3 separate regions of the Homo sapiens genome follow, and all the other regions are linked to region 3. The links are chromatin contacts, found by Hi-C or POLR2A ChIA-PET in ENCODE. All regions are on one chromosome and are shown on one strand. Each heading gives the region's core, a stretch centred on a gene start or an enhancer-like site at or near the end of the contact. The rest is flanking DNA. Distances are from core to core; before and after follow the strand shown. Region 1 overlaps SNX10 (sorting nexin 10). Region 2 holds the start of SNX10-AS1 (SNX10 antisense RNA 1). Region 3 overlaps LOC105375199 (a long non-coding RNA gene).

The links. Hi-C counts contacts between places; a loop is a spot of excess contacts on that map. ChIA-PET counts read pairs that join two places held with the same protein, here RNA polymerase II (POLR2A). Pooled maps may share reads with other maps.
Region 1: a loop to region 3 is called in a map of GM12878, with 2.7 times the contacts of the local background. The contact joins two enhancer-like sites. A Hi-C loop is called at or near these places in 6 of 168 maps with a recorded cell type or tissue (CD4-positive, alpha-beta T cell, CD4-positive, alpha-beta memory T cell, CD8-positive, alpha-beta T cell and 2 more), 15 of 37 single-sample maps with no recorded cell type and 14 of 50 pooled maps. POLR2A ChIA-PET finds 5 or more read pairs at or near these places in 3 of 52 experiments (H1, T-cell and WTC11).
Region 2: a loop to region 3 is called in a map of OCI-LY7, with 7 times the contacts of the local background. The contact joins the promoter of SNX10-AS1 here to the enhancer-like site in region 3. A Hi-C loop is called at or near these places in 2 of 168 maps with a recorded cell type or tissue (B cell and OCI-LY7), 16 of 37 single-sample maps with no recorded cell type and 9 of 50 pooled maps. POLR2A ChIA-PET finds 5 or more read pairs at or near these places in 2 of 52 experiments (OCI-LY7 and activated B cell).

Annotation. Positions count from the first base shown.
Region 1 is chr7:26,368,254-26,371,413 of GRCh38, reverse strand. The region is part of intron 5 of SNX10 (sorting nexin 10); the gene reads right to left. Among named protein-coding and RNA genes, the nearest start is that of LINC02981, 29 kb to the left of the region's middle. Within about 2 kb of position 1,738, at least 2 of the 41 ENCODE cell types and tissues checked have a DNase peak (open chromatin) inside an H3K27ac peak, as active enhancers do.
Region 2 is chr7:26,397,639-26,400,912 of GRCh38, reverse strand. SNX10-AS1 (SNX10 antisense RNA 1) reads left to right here and starts at 1,495. Exons shown (of 2, transcript NR_136272.1): 1 at 1,495-1,572. LINC02981 (long intergenic non-protein coding RNA 2981) reads right to left here and starts at 2,344. Exons shown (of 5, transcript NR_148502.1): 1 at 1,892-2,344. RefSeq lists silencers at 1,808-1,917, 2,008-2,467 and enhancers at 2,938-3,177, 2,252-3,208.
Region 3 is chr7:25,966,777-25,970,023 of GRCh38, reverse strand. All of the region lies in intron 6 of LOC105375199 (a long non-coding RNA gene), which reads left to right. Among named protein-coding and RNA genes, the nearest start is that of MIR148A, 18 kb to the right of the region's middle. RefSeq lists enhancers at 1,027-1,466, 1,917-1,976. Within about 2 kb of position 1,408, at least 5 of the 41 ENCODE cell types and tissues checked have a DNase peak (open chromatin) inside an H3K27ac peak, as active enhancers do; they include B cell and OCI-LY7, where a contact is called at or near this core.

The sequences.
Region 1 (3,160 bases), core at 489-2,988, 400 kb before region 3:
AAAACTTTCAACTACTATTAAAAATTATATGAAGAAAATACAATTCTCAGCATATTTTACATTTTAAAACTTTACAGTTATATACTTAAGGGCATGTTTACGACAGCTCATGAGAGAGATGGCTTTTTTTAATACTTAAGGTTAACTGTAAATTTCTCCAAAATCTTTAGGAGCACTGAATCTCTGTGTTGTCAAAATGAGCAACCAAATAAAATTGATCCCAGCCAACTTTACCATATATATAATTAAAATATGATAATTTTGTGATGAATACATACTGCTCTTCCCACATTTAAGATCAAAGTTTACAAAGACAGAACAGATTTCAACCAGGGCATCAGAACTACATGGAAGATTAAAAACTATCCTGTAGCAAAATCTACAGATGCTCAAATTCATATTAGTGAATGTGTTTTCTCTGAAATGCACATCTTAGAATATGAAATCAAATCAAAGTATACCTTTATATTTAAATAAAAACTGGTTTATCTTTTAGCAAAGATGTTGACATATGATCATTTAGTCTCTACTGATAGTTCAATAATTATGTAAGAGGAGACACTAAGACCAGATACAGGGGACAAAACTAACACACTAAAACCCAAGTAGAATTTTGTCCAACATAAGATTTTTCCGATATAACGATCTGTGAAAAATAGATCATGTATTTCAGACCAAATGAACCTTACCTTATATTCTGCTTGTTTAAACAAGTAATAAGGAAAGTAAATCTCTTTTGGCCATTAATATCAATTTAGTGAAAATCCAAGGTCATTATAATACCAAATCCTTTTCTACAAAATAAAACAATTATTTCTTAACAAAGGCAAAAATGCCTAAAAATGCACAGTATTAAAACCAAAATCTAGCTGTCCCCTTTGCTTCAGCAGGTTTACAGTTTGAGAAAATATTCTTTACTGGTCTATTAGAAGGAAAAGTAAAACCTTTGTGCTTTTTAAAAGGCAAAACCTCAAGCAAAGCAGCTAAATCCTTCTTTTTCCCTCTGTGTCCTCCGCCCTGGGTCCTCCCAAAAGATGACCATGTCACATGATAATGATTAATTTACCAAGTACAAGTAGCTAAGTAGTAAATCCCTCTTACTACTCTTTGAGATTTATTTTCTACATTTACAAATATTCACCATTCTTGTTTTTAAATACTTCAGATTAAGAGAAGAGTTATAGAGCAACAATCCATTAATACGAACTTGGATCGTGAAGTCTGTGAAGTCTGAGCAGAGTGTTTCCTGTGGCCTCTGTCAGCGGTTTCCTGCCTGCCATAAGTACAAGGAACTGTTCATGGGATTGTACTCGTGGCTTTGTTTCTGTTGGAAATGTGTTTTATTTTCTTTATAAAATAATGGGTAATCTTTAAAATTGATTTTAGATGGTTTGAGGCATTACACCACAACAGTAATGAGCACTAATGCCAATGATATTGGACACAAATTCATTTTAGCTTTATTTCATGTCTGAAGCAATTCTACTGAGCCTTGAACTGCTCACGTGTTGTTATTAACTTGCTAGTAACTTAACACATGGGTACAGCAAACAAAAGTGATCAGAGTCCAGGTTGATCGGGACCTCAAGGCTACTGTCCTTTTTCTTGAGCTATAATTCAATTTCCAATTTTACTGTACATTAGACTCATTATTTCCCAGCGTTTTCTTTTTCTGCTCAATACTGCCATCTGGAGGACACACAGATGAAAAGAGAAGGAGCCAGGCTCACCCAGCTCACAATTCCAAAGAGCCAGAAAGATGTGGCTGGGGAGGGGACATCTGAACACTCCCCCAGGCCTAGAGTTCAAACCAGTGAGTCGGCTAGGTACAGTTTTGGTTTTTGGAATCTCCTCTGTTTCTCTGGCTAAATTCATGCCACCATACTCCATGAGTTTTAAATAAGCAAAAATAATTTTTAAATGTATTTATATGCTTATTTTAGTCAGATAGTTCATTCTGAAATTTAAAATGAAAATTTTTGAGAGTGTTTTCCCATCTGGTTAGGTGAGCATAATTAATTTATTTTGAGTACTATTTGGCTTACTATCAGAGAGGGCTGTGACTGCCACCATCATAATATTAAATACTATTTTTTCCTTAGTCATGTTTGTGCCATATTTTCCACAAACAAATCTAATAGCCCAAAATCAATTTCAAACCTAATATAAAGAGTACTTTGTAAAACAGTCAATAAAATGTCATTTGTAGAAACCTCCATTTAAAAAGTATATGATTTTCAAACCTTTATAAAAGGAATAAAAAATAGCCTCTAGGATTTTAAAAGAATTTCTAGAAAGATATTTATAGTGCAAATCAGAAGTTATTCCTTTCCCCATAACAGTTTTAGACTAAACAAAGCAAAATCTGTTTTTTTTCCCTAAACTGGACACAGTTGAAAAGCACAGTTTTCCTCAACATGATTTTATTAGATGTATTATATGCTGGTTTAGCTGAGAATATATAGCTATGCAAAATCATTTCATCCTAACTAAGGATGTCCTGGGTCTGCTGAACCCAATACAATGATATATATACATAACTGCATAGTACATGGAAGGTTAGCAGTTTGATGTAGAAAAAAAAAATTAACTCAGCCTGTTTAGCTCTTACTATAAGAAAAAATAAAACCTACAAATCTTCATTGAAGACATTCATGATCTATGCTGTGGTGCCCTCTATTGAACACAAAGACATAAAAATCGTGTGTGTGTAAAACTAGCTGTCATGGTTCAACACTAGCCTTTTGTAAAAAATCTTTAATATTCCTTAATATTTGAAGAAATACAAAACCATGATACTAAAGTCTAAACTGTAGGGTAAATGTAGTTGTATTAATGGGATGAATTCAGTAAAGAAGGGAAGCGGCTCCCAGTCATGAACAAATCTATTCAAACCTAAATTGAAAATCCCATTCAAACCTAAAAATTAGTAGGAATTCCATTTTTCATAGTTAGAGACTTACTGAGTTTATATTTTTTAGCCTATAACTTTCTTTTCATAACTATTAGAAGGGACTTTAAGTTTATAATTACTCAGGGGCAAGAATACAAAAGGGAGATTATAGTTAAGACTGAAGAAAAATGAATATATTTGAAAAATCTCACAATCATACCAAATTTAGCCAGCATTTAAGAGTACTGCTAATTTTAAATTTGCCAG
Region 2 (3,274 bases), core at 246-2,745, 430 kb before region 3:
AGGAAGGAAGGAGTGGGAGGATTCTGTTTTTTATTTCATACACTTCTACAGTGTTTGAATTATTTTTATTGAATATGTTACTTTCATTATTTTTAAAAACATCTTCTTCCCACCTTCTCATCTTGTCTATTTCAGCCTAGCCAACTAGGTTTTCTCAGGACTGAGGTTATTTATTCCATATTAACTCTGTCTCAAGCTCATATGCATCTCCCACGATTATTTTTCCCAAAACACTTTAGGTTTAAGAATGACCTTTCCTAGGTCTTTAGCTTATGATTAACCAAATGAAACCATCACTAGATGGACTCCCTAATTCAGGTGTTGAATTACAAAAATGAATTTTCAGGGGGAAAAAAATGCTAACTCAATTATGTTAGTTAAAATATCAGTAAAATTAGCAATGCCACAGTGTCATGAAGCAGAAGGTCAAAGACCCACACACCCTTTACTGGGCGCCATGGTGGGACTTAACTGGGGCAGTTCCGGTTCTGCCATTAGGACCATGAGCACTCCAATCTCAGTGAAATTGTATAAGACACTGCCATTATCCCCGGATCATTGCCACGATAGACCCAAACAACTCCAGTCTATCGTGTCAATGTGTATTTGGGGAGTCTTTAACACACGGATCATTGGCGAGCTGCACCATAAAAGCCCTGTAGGAGCCGTGGCCGTGTGTGGAATCAATGCACACTCGGGGACTTCCCCACGCCCGGATCATTTGCAGCGCATCGTGTCAATGCATACTCCGGGAGCCCCTACTCCGAAGCCTGTGAGTGCTGAGGAACAGTGTACACCAAAAATACTTATGGAATAGTTGTTACAGTGCGTACACAGTATTCACTTTTCTAAATGGCATGTCAGCAAGTTTAGTGTGCCACAAATAACTCCTAAAAGGCACAAAACACTCCTAGAGGCCCACCTTCACACATGAATGGTTGGTCCATGGAATTGTGGCATGGCTGTGGGGGAGTGTAAGTTTTTCTTTACAGTGAACAAAGGGAAAAGAAAGAGACATCTGCTATTCAGTGTTGTCAGGGTTTTCAGCATAATCCCAAACACCTCCTAATTATTTTCCTGGGCATTTGATCCCTAAGATACAAGGACCTTCCCTCCATCCCTGCCCTGTTCCAAAGTACCTGTAGAGCAAGCTGAGAGGGCAGAGTTAGAGGATGGGTGGGGTTGGGTCTTAAGTGCGATCCCACAGAGATATAATGTGAACCACATGTGTAAATTTAAATGTTCTTTGTGGCCACATTTTTAAAAAAAGATTTAATTCATGATACTTTATTTCACCCCATATACCCAAAATATTATCATTTCAATATGCAATCAATGTTTTTAAATGATGAATGAGCCAGTTCACATTCTTTTTTCCATACAGTCTTCTTTACAATGGGGTGTGTATTTCCCACTTGGAGAACATCCTGGTCTGGCCTGGCCACACTGCAAGCCCTCGGCAGCCTCTTGTGGTCAGTGGCTGCCCCAGTGAGCAGCACAGCTACAGAGGTTCAGGAAAACCAACCCCAGGAGCGTGGATGTTCACTGCCTTCCTTCAACCACTCCAGGCAGGTGCGTCCACCTTTCCTCCTCATTGCCTCACCAGGGCTGCAACTGCCGAACAGCCTTTTCTCGGCAGCCTGACAGAATAGCTGTGTGTTGGGTTTCTGCAATCATAAAAAATGACCACAAATATGCATTCGGAAAGAGGAACGAAAACTCCTCTAGGCCCAAACGGTAATGGCAGTACTAGGTCATCTTTCTTGGAGACGGAGGTGAAGGGAGGGCAAGGGGCCCCTGGGGAAGGAAAGAGGAGGCGGGCGTGGCGTCGAGCGCGAGGGCGGCGGCCTAGCTGCACCCGCGAACTTCCCCACACCTGCGACCAGCTCACCTCGCGGCGTGAGGGATCCCTGGCAGTCGGACGCGGCAGGGTGGCTGGTTTCTGGGGCTGAGTCTGGCCCGACACAAAAGAGGAGGGAAAGGAGAAGGAGACGGAAACAAAGGCGCGGGGGAGGACGAGGAGGCGCGCGCGGTCGCGGGGCAAAGCGGCGATGCGGTGCGGGCGCGCGCAGCCTGGGGCTCCCGGGACCAGCGGGCGGGAGCAGGCGGAGCGGGCAGGGCGATTTGAATATCAGGCTCTGCCACACTCGGGGCGCCGCTGACAACTTCATTACCTCCGCATATAAAAATGACTGCCGGGGAATGCAAATAGCTCGCCTGTCTCAGCCGCCTGCCCTCGTTCCGCCGCCGGCTGCAGGCGGAGGCCCCGGGAGCCGCGGCGGCCGGAGGCGCAGACGCGCCCTGTCCAACATAATGAACTGCCCGGCCGCGGCTCCGCCCACCCCCCAGCCGCCGAGCCGGGCCGGGAGGGGGAGCCGGCCCGGTGCTGGAGGAGGAAGGGGTGGGCGGCCGGGCGCGGCTCAGAGGCCGCGCGTTGCTAGTCAGTGTCGGCGCAGGCCCTGCCTCTTGACTCTGTCATCCAATTACTGCCATGAAAATACCAGGAAACTAGAGTGCTCAGTGGGTTCCACTCGTGACCGCGAACTCTGACGGAAAAGCGGGACCCCCGGCCTCCGTCCCGTGCGCCCTGGTGGTTAAATTGGACGCCAGCATCCCGGCGCCCCGCTCTCGTCTCGCCTGCAAGCGGGCGGCGGGTGTGCTGCGCCCTGCTCCCCAGGCCTGCGGCCACCGGGACAAGGCTGCGTCGCTGTGCAGGACCCGCCTCCCGAACCCTGGGCCTTGCTGAGCTCCCCGTGTGGCCACCGAGGCAAGCCGCGTGCGGGAGGGAACGCAGGCTTCACGGCGCCTCTCTTCTTGCCCTGGCTTGCTCCCTGGCAAGAAGTCACCTCCCGCCTTCTGATAGCTCCCCCTGTCACATTTGGGCCCCTTGTGAACTTCTCGAGGAGAGGAGCTAGGTCACTTTTATTAATAGCAACAACGACAGTAGTAAACATATGCTGAGGACTATTCTACGCAAGGTACTATGCCAACTGCTTTACCTACATGTTTATCACAGCGATCTTATTGCACTCCTGGAAACCCAGGCTTAGCAAAGCCTTGAAAGGTTCCCAGCATAACCCAGCTAAGGTGGGAGGGAGCACAGGTGAGAACCCAGGCCCCTCTACACTCTCAATCACTCTGCAGTATTTTCCGGGTCCTTCTTACAGCTCACACAACTGTCCAGCACTCCTTTGTCCCCCGAACGCATCACCCCCAGCCATCTTAGGCCGGGCCAGCCCCCCGCCCCCACCCTCACCCCCTCCCTCACCCCCTC
Region 3 (3,247 bases), core at 159-2,658:
GAATTACCACAGGGTGTGCAAGGGGAGTGTGTCCACCGTTTTGTAGCTTAGCATGGTTTCTGGAACTTAGTTCATGTTCAACACATGTTAGTAGTAGTAGTAGCAGTAGTTGTTGTTATTAGTATTATTATTATAACTACATGAACCGGGCATTTTAAAATTTATTTCAATATTTAATTTAGAGAAGTACATGTATATATATTTTGGAGACAGAGTCTCACTGTATCTCGAGTCTGGAGTGCAGTGGCATGATCTCACTCAGCTCACTGCAACCTCCACCTCCCAGGTTCAAGCAATTCTCGTTCCTCAGCTACCCAAGTAGATGGGACTACACGCACCCACCACCACGCCTGGCTAATTTTTTTATTTTTAGTAGAGACAGGGTCTCACCATATTGGCCAGACTGGTCTCGAACTCCTGACCTCAAGTGATCTGCCCGCCTCAGCCTCCCAAAGTGTTAGGATTACAGGCGTGAGCCACTGTGCCCGGCCCTTGGCAAGGCTATGTTAAAACAAAGGATGTTATGGGTTACCTAATAACTTGACATAGTGTATTTTTTTGTTTTGTTTTGTTTTGTTTTTGTTTTTGTTTTTGTTTTGAGACTGAGTTTTACTCTTGTCGCCCAGGCTGGAGTGCAATGGTGTGATCTTGGCTCACTGCAACCTCTGCCTCCTGGGGCCAACCAATTCTCCTGCCTCAGCCTCCGAGTAGCTGGGATTACAGGTGTGCGCCACAACGGCCAGCTAATTTTTGTATTTTTAGTAGAGACGGGGTTACACCATATTGGCCAGGCTGGTCTCAAACTCCTGACCTCAGGTGATCCATCCGCCTTGGCTTCCCAGAGTGCTGGGATTACAGGCATGAACCACCGTGCCCAGCCCATAGTGGTAATTTCTTAATGCCTTTGTGGAACCAGCTCAGTGGTTGGGACACTTTTACAGGTGAGTGGGCTTTGAAGCATAAGGCTCTTCAGGGCAAGTCCCTTAGGAGCAGCCTTATAAAGACGTAAGGCAATGCTGACCTCTCTCGTGGCATGGGTCTCCCCTCTGGGCAGCAGCCCCTGCTGATGGCGGGGATAGTTCAGAAGGAATTTGGTGGCCGGGAACGTCCTCTGTGCTGAGCGCACCCTCTAGTCCTTTGCCATGCAGCTGTGGCGATTTGCGTAGCCTGTGCTATTTATAACTGCATATTTGCTCAGAAAGAACCATCTCATTTTCTGACTGCAGCTGCCCACACGGGTCTGGCCGCCGCTGGGGTTTTCCAGCAGGCCACCACGCCGCCACATCACTTGAGAGCATCTTCCGTGGGTTCTGCCTCGTTCTCCTGCCCTCATGACGTTCTGTGGTTTCACTTTGGCTCACTCATTCATCTCACAGCCATGCATTGAGCACCTACTATGGGCCAGACACTATCCAAGGCCCTCAGAAAACTGAGTGAGACACATGTGCTGCAAATCCCTCCCTCAAGTAGCTTGCAGGCTATGAGGAAGACTGATAGGCAATTTACTGTGCAGGTTCTTAGCCTTTGGTGTTAGTTTCTACCTTCTCTTCCTCTGTTTTCAAACCAGATCCTTGGCGGGAACCTGCCATGCCGCAAGCTTGTTTTTGTCTTTCCATTCACTGTCAAACTCTACCACGTGATTGCACCCACTCATTAAATGCCCTGCAGCCTGGCTTCCTGCCTAGATCACCAGTCACTCATACCGGCTACCCTCCCTTTACCCTCACGTTTCAGTTCTCTTTTGACTGTGAAGACCTAGTGTTGGACCCAGTGGAACACCTGTGTGTCTCCGCACGTGGCGCCCGCGCTGGCTAGCCTCACTCCTTTGCTCTGCTCCCTCTGACATGGGTTCTGTCACCTCCTCTTCCCTTGGGACCCAGGAGCCCTGACTTCAACCTGATCTTCCTTCTCTCCAGTTCCCAAACCCAGCCAGTCCCAGGCCGTCGTGTTCCCTCCCATCTCTGGAGGACTCATTTGGCAAGTGTCATGATTTACCTTGTGGTTTATCAAGGGGTACTGTTGATTGGTAGTTATTTTTGTCATCTCATAATTTGAGTTTTCATGCAGATTGTGAATGGTCCTTGTTCACAGAGCTAATAAGCAGTCCCTTCTGGCTGAATCTGCTGAGGACTGGCAATAGATATTTTCCCTTCTCTTTAGCTAGTTAGCTAGTGTGCCAGGCCTGGCCTGTGAGGCCATTCCTTCCCAGCTGTGCTGTGTAATGCAGGAGGCTGGCCCTTGTGGGCTATTTCTTAGGATCCGGTGTCAGCTGCTTTCTGGCTGGGTTTGGCCAATGGAAGGCACCAATGGGAACTGCATGGTGAGAAGAAGAGAGAAGCCACAATGTTTCTCCTTGCCCTTCCCTGTCTTGAATGGCATCTACAGCTCCAGCTCCTACCAATCAGGCCCCTGTGGTTCCAGCTTCTGCAGGGTGACCTGGCTTCTTCTGGCTTCTGGTAACACTGCTTCCTCCTTTGATCCTCCACTTTAGGGGCAGTATAGCTTCCTGTCCCTGCTCATCTCTGGGTTATGTCACCGTCTCCTAGTAACTGCTCAGCTTTGTTGTCTCCTGAGCAACCAAAATACTCAGAGTGGTTTCTGTTCCCTGGCTAGATTATGGCAGACATGGTTATTCCTGCCTTCTTCCCTTCCTTCCCTCTCTTCTTCCCTTGTTCCCTCCCTTTTTCCTTCCTTCCTTCCAATTAGTTATTTATTGCTGCATAACAAATTACTCTAAAACCTAGGCAATAAGCATTTAAGAGCTCACAGGTCCTGTAAGTAAGGAATCTGGGCACAGCCTAGCTGGGCACCTCTGGCTCAAGTTGTCTCATGCAGTCAAGCTGTTGGTAAGGGTTTTGGTCTTATCTGAAAGCATGACTTGTGAGGGGGCTTCATCCCCAAGATCACTTGCTTGGTGGTCCTCAGCCCCTTGCTATGTGGCCTCTCTGCAGGACACCCTTGTGATGTGGCAGCTAGCTTCCACCAAGGCAAGCGGTTATAGAAAGGGAGAAGGGGAGAGAAAGCCCGAGACAGAAACCACTGCCTTTTTATAGCCCAATCTTGGAAGTGGCATCTGATCTCTTTTTCTGTATTCTATTTGCTACAAGTGAAGTTAATAATAAGGCCAGCCCATATTCAAGAAGACACTACACAAGGGTATGAATACCAGGAGGTGTTGATAATTGGAGGTCATCTTAGAGACTTCTTGTCTTTCTTTCCTCCTTCTCAACCTACCTCCATCCCTTTC